2 separate regions of the Homo sapiens genome follow, and region 1 is linked to region 2. A link is a loop called in an ENCODE intact Hi-C map of the cell type or tissue named here. Cell type or tissue: ascending aorta. All regions are shown on one strand. Region 1 overlaps LINC01397 (long intergenic non-protein coding RNA 1397). Region 2 overlaps SLC6A17 (solute carrier family 6 member 17).

Region 1 (5,000 bases), 100 kb after region 2:
CAGCAAAGATTACTGATTACTCTTTTAAAGAATAGCTGCAACTGATCACATTCTGACGGGAGTAGAAGTTCTGGACAGCAGTGTTCCCAGATGGTGCACTCTGCAAAAATGAGTGGGTTTTGGCACGTTTCAGTGCCTGGCCTAGGGCCGACCCTGAGGGGTCTCTGAGTCTTAGGTGGTCCACACACAGAATTGCCTGCCAGAGTCAGATGAGTGCACCCGTGTGGGGTCCACAGACACAAGCAGAGACAAAAGCTCCGGAGGAATGAGGTCAGGAGATAATCAGATGCGACTCCTGCGGCCTCTCCAGGACCCTGTGGAAGCCCCCACAGCCCTTCTCAGGAGACCTTTTGGCCCAGCAATGTTATACCAAAAGTAGGAAGTGTGGGTTCTGGGTTCTCAGCACCTCCAGCTGCAGCTGGGCTGAGGAAGGCACAGCTGTCCTGCCTAAGGCTGTGTCTCTTGTGAAGGAGAAACATCCGGTCAATTCCATCAAGAATGTCAGTCAAAATCCCAGGGAGGGATCAGTCAGCTCAGCCCTCCTATCCAGCCAGCTTTTGTGCCCTGGGAGCAGGCCCCTGGACTGTCCTCAGCCAAGACAGGAGAGGCCCATCTCCCAAGGGCTATGGCCTTGCTGCCCCTCATCCCACACTCCTCTCCCACCTAAAGCTTCGGGCTGGTAGCCTGCAAGTGAGCAGGGGTTGATGCAGTGGTGCACAGGCCCCCGCAGGATATGACCCAGGATGTGAGGACCCGCAGGCTGGAGGAGAGATATGCAGAGGTGAAAGGGCAAACCTGTTTCCAGTCTCCTTATCAGGAGTAGCCGAGTGAAAGGGAAGTGGCAGCCCCGGAGGTCAGGCTGGGGGGTTGTGGCTGGGGCAAGGCTAGGCTAGGTCTCCTGAGAGGAGACCCCGCTGGGCAGGGAAGAAAGAGAAAGGGGGTGTGGAGGAAGGGCCAGGGAGGGAAAGGGCTGGGAGCACTGACTGTATGGCCCATTCCCAAGGGGAGGAGCAGCAGGGTGACCAGCCACCCAGGCTTGCCCCAGACTGAGAAGCCTCCCAGGACACAGAAGTTCCCATTAAATACTGGGATGGTTGGTCACCCAGGAAGCAGCCCTGGCTAGGGGACTGTCAGAACCCAGCCACCTGCACCCCCTCCAGAGTCCCAGGCTCAACCACCACCTTGTCTCAATGCCTTCTTACTTCTCCCCCTTAGTTATTCATTCAGCAAACATTAACAAAATGCCTACTGTGTGTCAGGCCTGCTGCCAGGCTCTGGGAATTCAGCAGTGAAACGACAGGCATGCTCTCTGCTATCCCAGAGCTTGGAGATTATGCTTCCTTCAAAGCCACAAGGGACACTTACTCCCCTGCTGCCTGCCCCACCAGCCCATCCCCCGGGGCATGTTTCTAGGGAGCCCTCCCTCAACAGTCTTAGGTGGTCCACACACAGAACTGCCTGCCAGAGTCAGATGAGAGCACCCGTGTGGGGTCCACAGACACACGTGGGGATGGTGTCTAAATCACTGTCCCACCTGCCATGGTGCCTTGCATAGGGCCCTGTGCAGGGAGGTGCTTAATACATGTCTTTTGGTTGAGGAGCTAAGGTGTTGAGGGCCAGCTGGAGATGGGGGTCCCTCGGTCACCTGTCAATGCTCGCAGCCTCCCGCCACCACTGCCAGCACCCACCCATATGCGCAGGGCACGCCTCATTGTCAAGCAGCATTCTCCCTGCCCCAGCACAGTGGGGCTGACCTGTCCTCTCCTCAGCTGGGGAAAGTAGGCAGGCCTGTGGGCAGACCCCAGTCTAGCGTGGGGGTGGGGGTCCCCAGGATGGAGGAGTGGGACAGGAGCTGGTTTGTCTTCCCTGAGCAGAGAGGCCTTGGCCTTGGGCTCCAGCATCCTGTTCCCTCAGAGGTCCCACATGAAGAGAAGCCACAAGAGTCAATATGCCTCATGTGTGCCTGGGGGCTTCTTGCGGAGGCAGAGCCAAGCCTAGGCTCCTTCGGCCTCGGTCCTTGCCAGTGGAGAAGCCAGTGGGGACCCTGGGCAGAAGCTAAGTAGGTGAAACACACAGAGACGTGCTGTGGGGGCAAGGAAGTGGAGCAGTGCTGGAAGAGACTTGGGGTTCCAGCTACAACTCCAACAGACTCCTCTCCCCAGTTAAGGAGTAGGGGATTGTATCATTGAAGCCACTGAGGGACCATAAGCTTCTTGCAGGTGGGGGCCACAGGGCAGTGCTTACAGTAAGCTCTCCACCCTTTATGTGGAAAATAAGCCTGGCCCTCAGACAGCAGAGCCCCATGTTTCTGTCCTGCACCCTGGTGGCGTTTTATCATATTGCAACTCATGGGATATTACAGAAGAGGGAGTATGAGCTCAGCCCAGTGGACGCCCGTCTTTGGGGTCTGGCTTTGAGATATCATTAGGATGGGATTCCTGAGTGTTCTGGGAATAGCTGGAACCCAGCCACTCCCAACCAGCTGGGGCGTGGGAGAAAAGAGCAGGACTCGGGAAGACCATGCCAGAGAAAAGGGTAGCATGCGATCCGGTACACTCTCTATCCACAGGCCACAGACACACAGGAAAGGCACAGAAGACACCCTGGGACAGGGTAGGGGGACGTGGTGGAGGGCGGGAGGGGTAAATGGAAACTCAGGTGTCCAGAATTGGATTATGGCTTAATCATAGTCTTTGGTTACTGACAGGCTCTCAATCTTTCGTTAAGTATTCACTTAGGTAGTTTTCATAGTGCACAGGCGCCTGTGAACCAGGCATTATTCACTTAGCTTTCATAGTGCACAGGTGCCTGTGAACCAGGCATTATTCACTTAGTTTTCATAATGCACAGGTGCCCGTGAACCAGTGATTATTCACTTAGGTAGTTTTCATAGTGCACAGGCGCCCGTGAAGCAGGGATTATTCACTTAGTTTTCATAATGCACAGGCCCCTGTGAACCAGAGATTATTCATTTAGTTTTCATAGTGCACAGGTGCCTGTGAACCAGGGATTATTCACTTAGTTTTCATAATGCACAGGTGCCTGTGAACCAGGGATTATTCACTTAGTTTTCATACTGCACAGGTGCCTGTGAACCAGAGATTATTCACTTAGTTTTCATACTGCACAGGTGCCTGTGAACCAGAGATTATTCACTTAGTTTTCATACTGCACAGGTGCCTGTGAACCAGGGCTTTTCCTTCTTTCACTCTCTCTCTGCCACAAAACCACCCTTTTCGTCCAAAGGAAACTCCTCATGGAAACCCAGTACATGAAAAATGAAAAAGTGAAACTGGTCTGGCTGAAGTGGAGGTGGGGCCTGCCCACTGTCTACTTGGCCTCCCCGTCCACTGCCCCAGCAGCCCTGACTAGCCCCTGGCAGATTTGTGGAATGCGATCTACACCATCAGGAGCCAGGAAGGCAGGAATCTGTTTCCTCCATTCCTATGCCCAGTGACCAACACGTGCCCAGTTTGGTTACTCATTTCAACAAATGTTGGGTGAAATGTACTGAAGGAGATGAACTTGTTCCAACCACCACTCAGGTCAGGTTTGGGGAGGGGGCACTAGAAAGTGTCTCTGCCTCAGGATATCCTCCCCATCAGCCTACCACAGTGTCTAACATTCCCCATCACCATGCAGCCTAACCCTGCATGTCCTTCAGGACCCAGAGCAAACACTACTTCCTCCACACAGCTTTCTCAGATGTCTCCAGCCAGAGTCATCTCATTGCCCTTGAACGCTGTAGCCACTTGTTTATCTCTCTCTCTCCTGCATCCTTCACACTCACTCAGGCTTCTGCCTAAGTTCCTGACATACATGTCTCATTTCCCCAGTGGTGTAGACACTGCACAGCTCCAGGGTGGGAGATGTTTAACTGACTTTGGCATCCATCTCAGTGCCTTCCCATAGTAACGTTCCATAAATGTTTGAGGAAGAAAGAAAGGTCTTCTGGTGCTCCTTAGGACGCCGCTGTGTCTCCAGGAGAGCAGCTGGAACCAATTTGACCTACTATGACATTAGCATGAAGTTTATATACTGCAAACTGTCACCATGCAGAAAGAATAGAAGGGGATCCAGGAAAAGGAAGATTTGGTGAAAAGAGACATCTAGGGCTCCAGTGGTACCACAGCTGCATGCACAGGATGGGTCTCTGGCCCTGTGAAAGAGTCAAAGTGTGGCTGAGGAAGAGCTGGCAGTAGGGGTGGCAGGAGAGACGAATGCTGGAGGAGGGTCTCGTCCTGCAGCACTTGAGTTTGCCTCCCCACGCCTGTTTCCCGTGCCTGGCAGGCTGGGACAGAGGGAACTGGTTCCCTTTTTCTCCCCCAGAACATCTGGGGCTACATCAAACATAACAATCTGGTAGAGAAAATTGTTATAGAAATATGTAACTGTGAGACGTTATCAAAGGCGTTTTTAAAGTCCCCTTCCAACCCCCAGCCGGGTGGAGGGGACTGGAAATTAGAAAACTGGGAGACGATTACAGGACCATCAAAGTGGCCGAAATTCAATCCAATCTTCAGGTTTAAGTATGGCTAGCAGACCCCTGCCCCAGCCCAGAAGGCTGCAAACCCACTGTTTAAAAACCAAATCAACAGCATCATCAGATCCAGGTCTGGAGCAAACAAACGGCGCCCACAAAGGCTTCCCTGGATTTTCCTTGCACTGGGGAAACCTGAGAAGCAAGGCCCTGGGGAGGTGCCTGGTCGTGGGGAGGCTCCCAGTTTCCAAGGCTTCTATACTTTCCTCCCTCCCCCTAGTCTGGGCTGGGGTTCTTTATCTCTTCGTCTCTCTTGATGCTTTTCTTCTCCCACATCTTTTTGTACCTACTCTTTCTCCTTCCATTTGTCTCTTCTCCCGTCCTCTCTCTTTTTCTAACAGTATTCCATCTCTTTCTGTCCTTTTTCTCTGTACTGTTTCCCTCTCAGAATCTTTTATTTTGTGAATTTCCATCCCTTTTGTGTATTTCAGCATTGTGTCTGTCTTTATATTTTGTATTC
Region 2 (5,000 bases):
GCCCCTTGGCATCTATGAGGAGACCCTCTCCCCAGCCCACCCCTGTGTACTTATTAGGTATAAGGTGTCAAGGCCTCCCTGTGGCAATGACATGTAGCCACTCATCCATCAATCTCTGAGCACCTGCTGTGGGCCAGGCCTGGTGCTAGGCGATGCAGAGGCCATGGGGAATAGAAGCAATCAGGCTCTCCAAGTTTACATTCTAGTTGGAGAGAGACACATTGGTCAAATGATCCCACGAACAAATGCTAAATTGCAAATGTGACAAGGGCTGTGAAGGCTGGGCACCCAGTGCTTGGAGAGCCCATAAGAAGGGGATCTGAACAAGTTGGGAGGCCAGGCAAGGCTTCCCAGAAGAAGGGGTCCTCAAGCTGACATTTGAAAGCTGATGAAAGCGAGGCCACAAGGGGAGGGAAGAACATTCGGGAAGAAGCATGGACAGAGGTCCTGAGATAGGACAGAGGATGGTGTGTAAAAGGGAATGGAAGGTGCCAGGGTGGCTGAAGCAGTGAGGACGAGGTGGGGGTGGCACAGGTAGGGCTGGGAGAGGAGAGAAGTTAGATCAAAGGCCTGTACAGATCCTGTCTTCACCCTAAGAAAGCACCTAACCCAAGAAGCCACCGAGGGGTTTAAAGAAGTGGGGACACAATCATGTGCATTTCCAAAAGAAATAAGTGGATTCAGCAGACCTTCGAGGAAGCGGCTTCTGGGGTCCAGGCTGGAGGGGACAGTGGCTTTGCTAAGGGGCTGGGTGGTGCCAATGGAGAGATCTTCGCAGGACAAACCAAGGAGACCTTCGGGATGGACTGGAGATGGGAGATGCTGGAGAGGGAGAGGCCGAGGTGAGGGCCATGTCTCTGGCCTGCATACCTGAGCAGGTGGAGATGGGGACAGTGGGAGAGGAACAGGTTGATGGTGTTGGGCAGGGAGGATCAGGACATTAGTTCTACAAAGGTTGAGCTGAATGTGTCTTTAAGACATCTAAAATGAAATGCCAAGTGGTCCGCTGGACAGATGAGCCTGGAGCCAGAGAGAGACAAGCTGGAGATAGACTTTCTGAGTAGCAGGTGTGCTGGCAGGAGCTGAGGCTGTGGCTGTAGTTACAGAGGGATAAGAAGCAAAAGCCTGCTCCTATCTCCAACACTGAATGCAGGGAAGAGGGAGAGTCTCCTGAAAGGGAGTCAGAGAAGGAGAAGCAGCAGAGGCAAGAGGAAAACCCAGAGCCTGGAGGAGGAAGGGTCAGTGCTGCCAGTGAAAGACCCTGAGGGAGTCCACGCAGGAGGCCACAGGGGGCTTCAGAGGCTTCCTCGGAGTTGCTCCCTGGCAAGAAGCCAGGGGAAGTGAAGAAAAGAGAGAGGCAGAGGGGAGGAAATGGAGGCAATGTGGGTAAGCAGGTCCTCGGAGAAGCAAGCCTCGGATCAGGAGAAGGGCAGTATCCGGAGAAGGCTATGAAATCAACAAAGGGTTGCATTTTTATATGTTGTCTTGATTTCTTTTTTGTTTTTGTTTTCAATGGAGTGTCTTGAAAAGCTGGAGGGTAGGGATCGGGATGGGGTGGGAAGCTGTCCTCCATAGGACCACCCTTGGGCTGCTCATTTGAGAGAGGAGGGAGGGAGGACAGGATGGGGCAGCTGCAGGCAGGTTTTATGGTCGGTTTCTGTCTCTGTCATCTGAGGGAGTTTCTTGGCAGCTTCTGTTTTCCCTGTAAAGCAGGAGGCAAAATCATCTGCTGGGGATGAGTATGCCGGAAGGAAGGTCAGAGGGTGTGAAGGATTGGAAGGGTTTAAAATAGCCACAGCGGAGCATGGGAGAGCCAGGTGACCAGAGAAACAGGGCAGGGCTGTCCTGTACTGCTGGGGGCCCACCCCCTTGCATAGGCGGATGTCTGGTTTTTAAAGTAAGATGAAATGTTACCTTCTTTACAAATGTAATACAGGCCCACGGTTCCTTATCTAAAAGCCCTGGGGGCTGACTGGTTTTGGAATACAAGCTTTTGTTTCTAATTTAATTTTAGAAAGGTAATGTGATGCATATGCTACTTAATTACATATCACCCCCAGCAGGGTCTGGGGCAGCACCCTGTAATCAAACACGTTAGTATTTCTGCAGCAAAATATGAATATTCACACCAAGTGAATCAATAAAGACTATAAATAGCCTCACATCTGTGCAGGTCATTTTGCTTCCAAGTGAGTTCTGGAGGATCAAAACCAAACCAAACCAATTTTTGTTTTTCATGGCTATTTGGATTTTGGTATTGTGGATAAGGAAATGGGGGCCTGTACTGTGCCTAGTAGAAATCTGGAGAATAGAAAAGGAGAAGAAAACAATCATAGTTCCACTGGGAAAGGACTTGTGTTAATTCCCATCTCTTGGGTGAGTTTTTGAAAAATAATTTTTCAAGAATGCTCCAGAAATGGGCATAAGGGTGACTTATGCCTGGAAGGCATGCTGGCTGGCCTCCTCTGGTATTCGCAAATGTCAATCACAACAGCCCTACCACAATCTGCTGGAGCCTGGGCGCTTCTCCTAGGCTAGAAACCAGCACCTCATGGGAGGGCTCTGAGCAGTTTGGTGAGTTCTAACTAGGAAGAATTATGAAATTTTCTAAAAGAAGGTATGTTGAGATTATTAAATCAAGTTTAGCCTAAAGCTGCCTCCTTAGATATTTTAAGTTTGGCCTAAAGGTTTCTCTGTACATCATGAACTGTAAGAAGTGGAGGTGTAAACAGACTGTAGCCTACCCTTGTGCCAATCACTGAGTTTTGGCCAATCAAATGTGGTCAACTGCTCGAACCAACTTCAAATAAGGCAAACACCAAGCTGTGACCAATCCAGCTGTTTCTGCACCTCACTTCCATCTTCCGTAAGTCACTTTCCTTTTTCTGTCCATAAATCTTCTTCCATCACATGACTGCACTGGAGTCTCTGAACCTACTCTGGCTCGGAAGGCTGCCCGATTCGCGAATTGTTCTGCCTGATTAGCGAATTGTTCTGCCTGATTAGCGAATTGTTCATTGCTCAATTAAACTTTTACATTTAATCTAGCTGAAGTGGTTTTTTGTTTTTGTTTTTGTTTTTTTTTAACAAGATGAACACAGCTCTGGTCACGTCGCTTGCATGCTGAAAAATATCTGATGGTTCCCCACTGTCTTCTAGAAAATCTTTTTCCATTCCTTTATGTTCTGAACATTCTACATGCAGGTAACTTACTCCTCTTCAAAAGCACACCTCTGGCCTTTGCCTAGGCTGTAATTTTTTCCTGAAATTCCCTTCCTCCTACTCACTTTCTGGTAAACTCCTACAAATTTCTCAAAACCCACCATGAATATCATTTCTTCTTTAAAGTTTTTCCTAATTGCCTCTGGTCCTTGAGCTCTCACAGCTCTTGTCAATACCCACGTCACAGGTTTATGTGTCTCGTCTTCCTTTCAACACTTTGTGCTTAGGGGTGGAGCCCATCTCCTCTCCTGTTTGTATGAACAGTGCTGGCACGTGTGAGAGAAGGAAAGAGTCGGGAGCGAGAGAGAGAGAGAGAGACTAGACAAAAGCTGACCTTTTTCTATGAGTTGTGAGCTGAGCAGGAGGGACCAGACAAGGGGCTACAAAGTTGTACCAGCCTTTTGGGCTAAGATGCTGTCTTCTAGAATAAGAGGACGATCTTAGGACTTCAAACTTCTACTTTCTAAAACATGGCTATTTTAATACTGGCTTCATTTTATTATCCTTTCCTCTTCTCTTTCCTTTTTTTTTTTTTTTGGTAATTATTTCCTTTTTTATCTATGTCAATCATTTTCACAAAAAGGTCCAGACTACCTGTGAGACCCAAATTCATACCATCATTAAGATTTCCATCACACCCTAAACCTAAAAGGTTTAGGATCAATAAAGATGTGAATAAATTCCTCAGCCTAGTCACACTTCAGGGTCAAATTTCATAAATGGAGGCAGCCACTCCTGGGAGGATACCACAATCCCAAACTGCAGATCAGAGCTGGCCCTATATAGCTTGGAGATTTCTTGGAGGATGGAATATTCAACAACTTTGGATAGAAAAAAAATTTGTTTGTTAAGATTGCTCTTTTTCCACTAAAAAATTATGGAATATTTATTATAAAATGTACAAAGGCAGAGAAGATAGTGTAATGAATACCTATCACCCACATACGTATCACCCAGCAAATTGATGGAACCAAATCTGATGTTGATAGGGCCCAGGAAAGCATCTGAGGGTGAACTTGACCTTTGAGGAGAAAAGTGCCTGGTGCAGGTGGTCCCTGGGCACCCTCCCTTCCAGCCTGCAGCTCAGAGGGGTACTCTTGCTGATGGAGATGACCACAGATGCCCAGTGCTAATCTGGGGGTAAATTGAGCCTGGCACCTTCAGTACAGAATGCTTATTGTTCCTTGCATTTAAAGGGGCTCTTTCCAGGATTCCTGGGTGATGGTGCATGATTCTAACAAGCAACAACAGAGGATGAACCCCCGGCCAGATTCAGAAAACCCCACGCCCCTTCCAGGCATCAGGATGTGACTGCAAGAGGAGGATGGGCAATGGGCTTTTCCCTCAGAAAAGGCGGCTCGCCCCCTCCTCGGGGTGTCTGCTCTAAAACAGAGGAACAGCTTCCTGCCAATTCTTCAGCATGATGGCTGAACTACTTCCTCACTCAGGGAAACAAAGTGTATCAAGGCGTTTGACTCGTGGGCATGATGATGCTTTTGAGCCCACAAGCAGCTGCTGAGCCCTAGCCTGAGCGCATGCGTGACAGGAGCACACACCTTGCTTCTCAGCACTGCTGTGCACCTGCTGGTGTGGAGCCAGCCGGGGCCACGAAGCACCAGATGGCACTGGAGCACTGGGCTCCCGCTGCCCAAGAACAGTGTCACCTTCACAAGGGACGAGGATAATAATAGCTAACATTTACCACATGCTCTCCACTTGCCAGGAGCAGTCCTAAGCACTTTCCCGACAACCCCATTGGGGAGGTGCCACTGTCCACC

The links. A loop is a pair of places that touch in the nucleus more often than their neighbours do. Peaks named below come from ENCODE experiments on the same cell type or tissue, not always from the same donor. Only the 100,000 strongest peaks of a DNase experiment are listed, where the experiment ranks them.
Region 1: a loop joins it to region 2, with 2.8 times the contacts of the local background. A loop is called at or near these places in 1 of 110 quality-filtered maps.

What each region holds. Positions count from the first base shown.
Region 1 is chr1:110,085,579-110,090,578 of GRCh38, reverse strand. All of the region lies in intron 1 of LINC01397 (long intergenic non-protein coding RNA 1397), which reads right to left. Among named protein-coding and RNA genes, the nearest start is that of LINC01397, 5.4 kb to the right of the region's middle. In ascending aorta, a CTCF peak has its summit at 2,328; a DNase peak (open chromatin) is centred at 2,329.
Region 2 is chr1:110,185,205-110,190,204 of GRCh38, reverse strand. All of the region lies in intron 6 of SLC6A17 (solute carrier family 6 member 17), which reads right to left. Among named protein-coding and RNA genes, the nearest start is that of SLC6A17-AS1, 19 kb to the right of the region's middle. In ascending aorta, no CTCF peak of the experiment used is centred here; DNase peaks (open chromatin) are centred at 2,494 and 2,814; H3K4me3 peaks cover 832 bases; H3K27ac peaks cover 4,350 bases.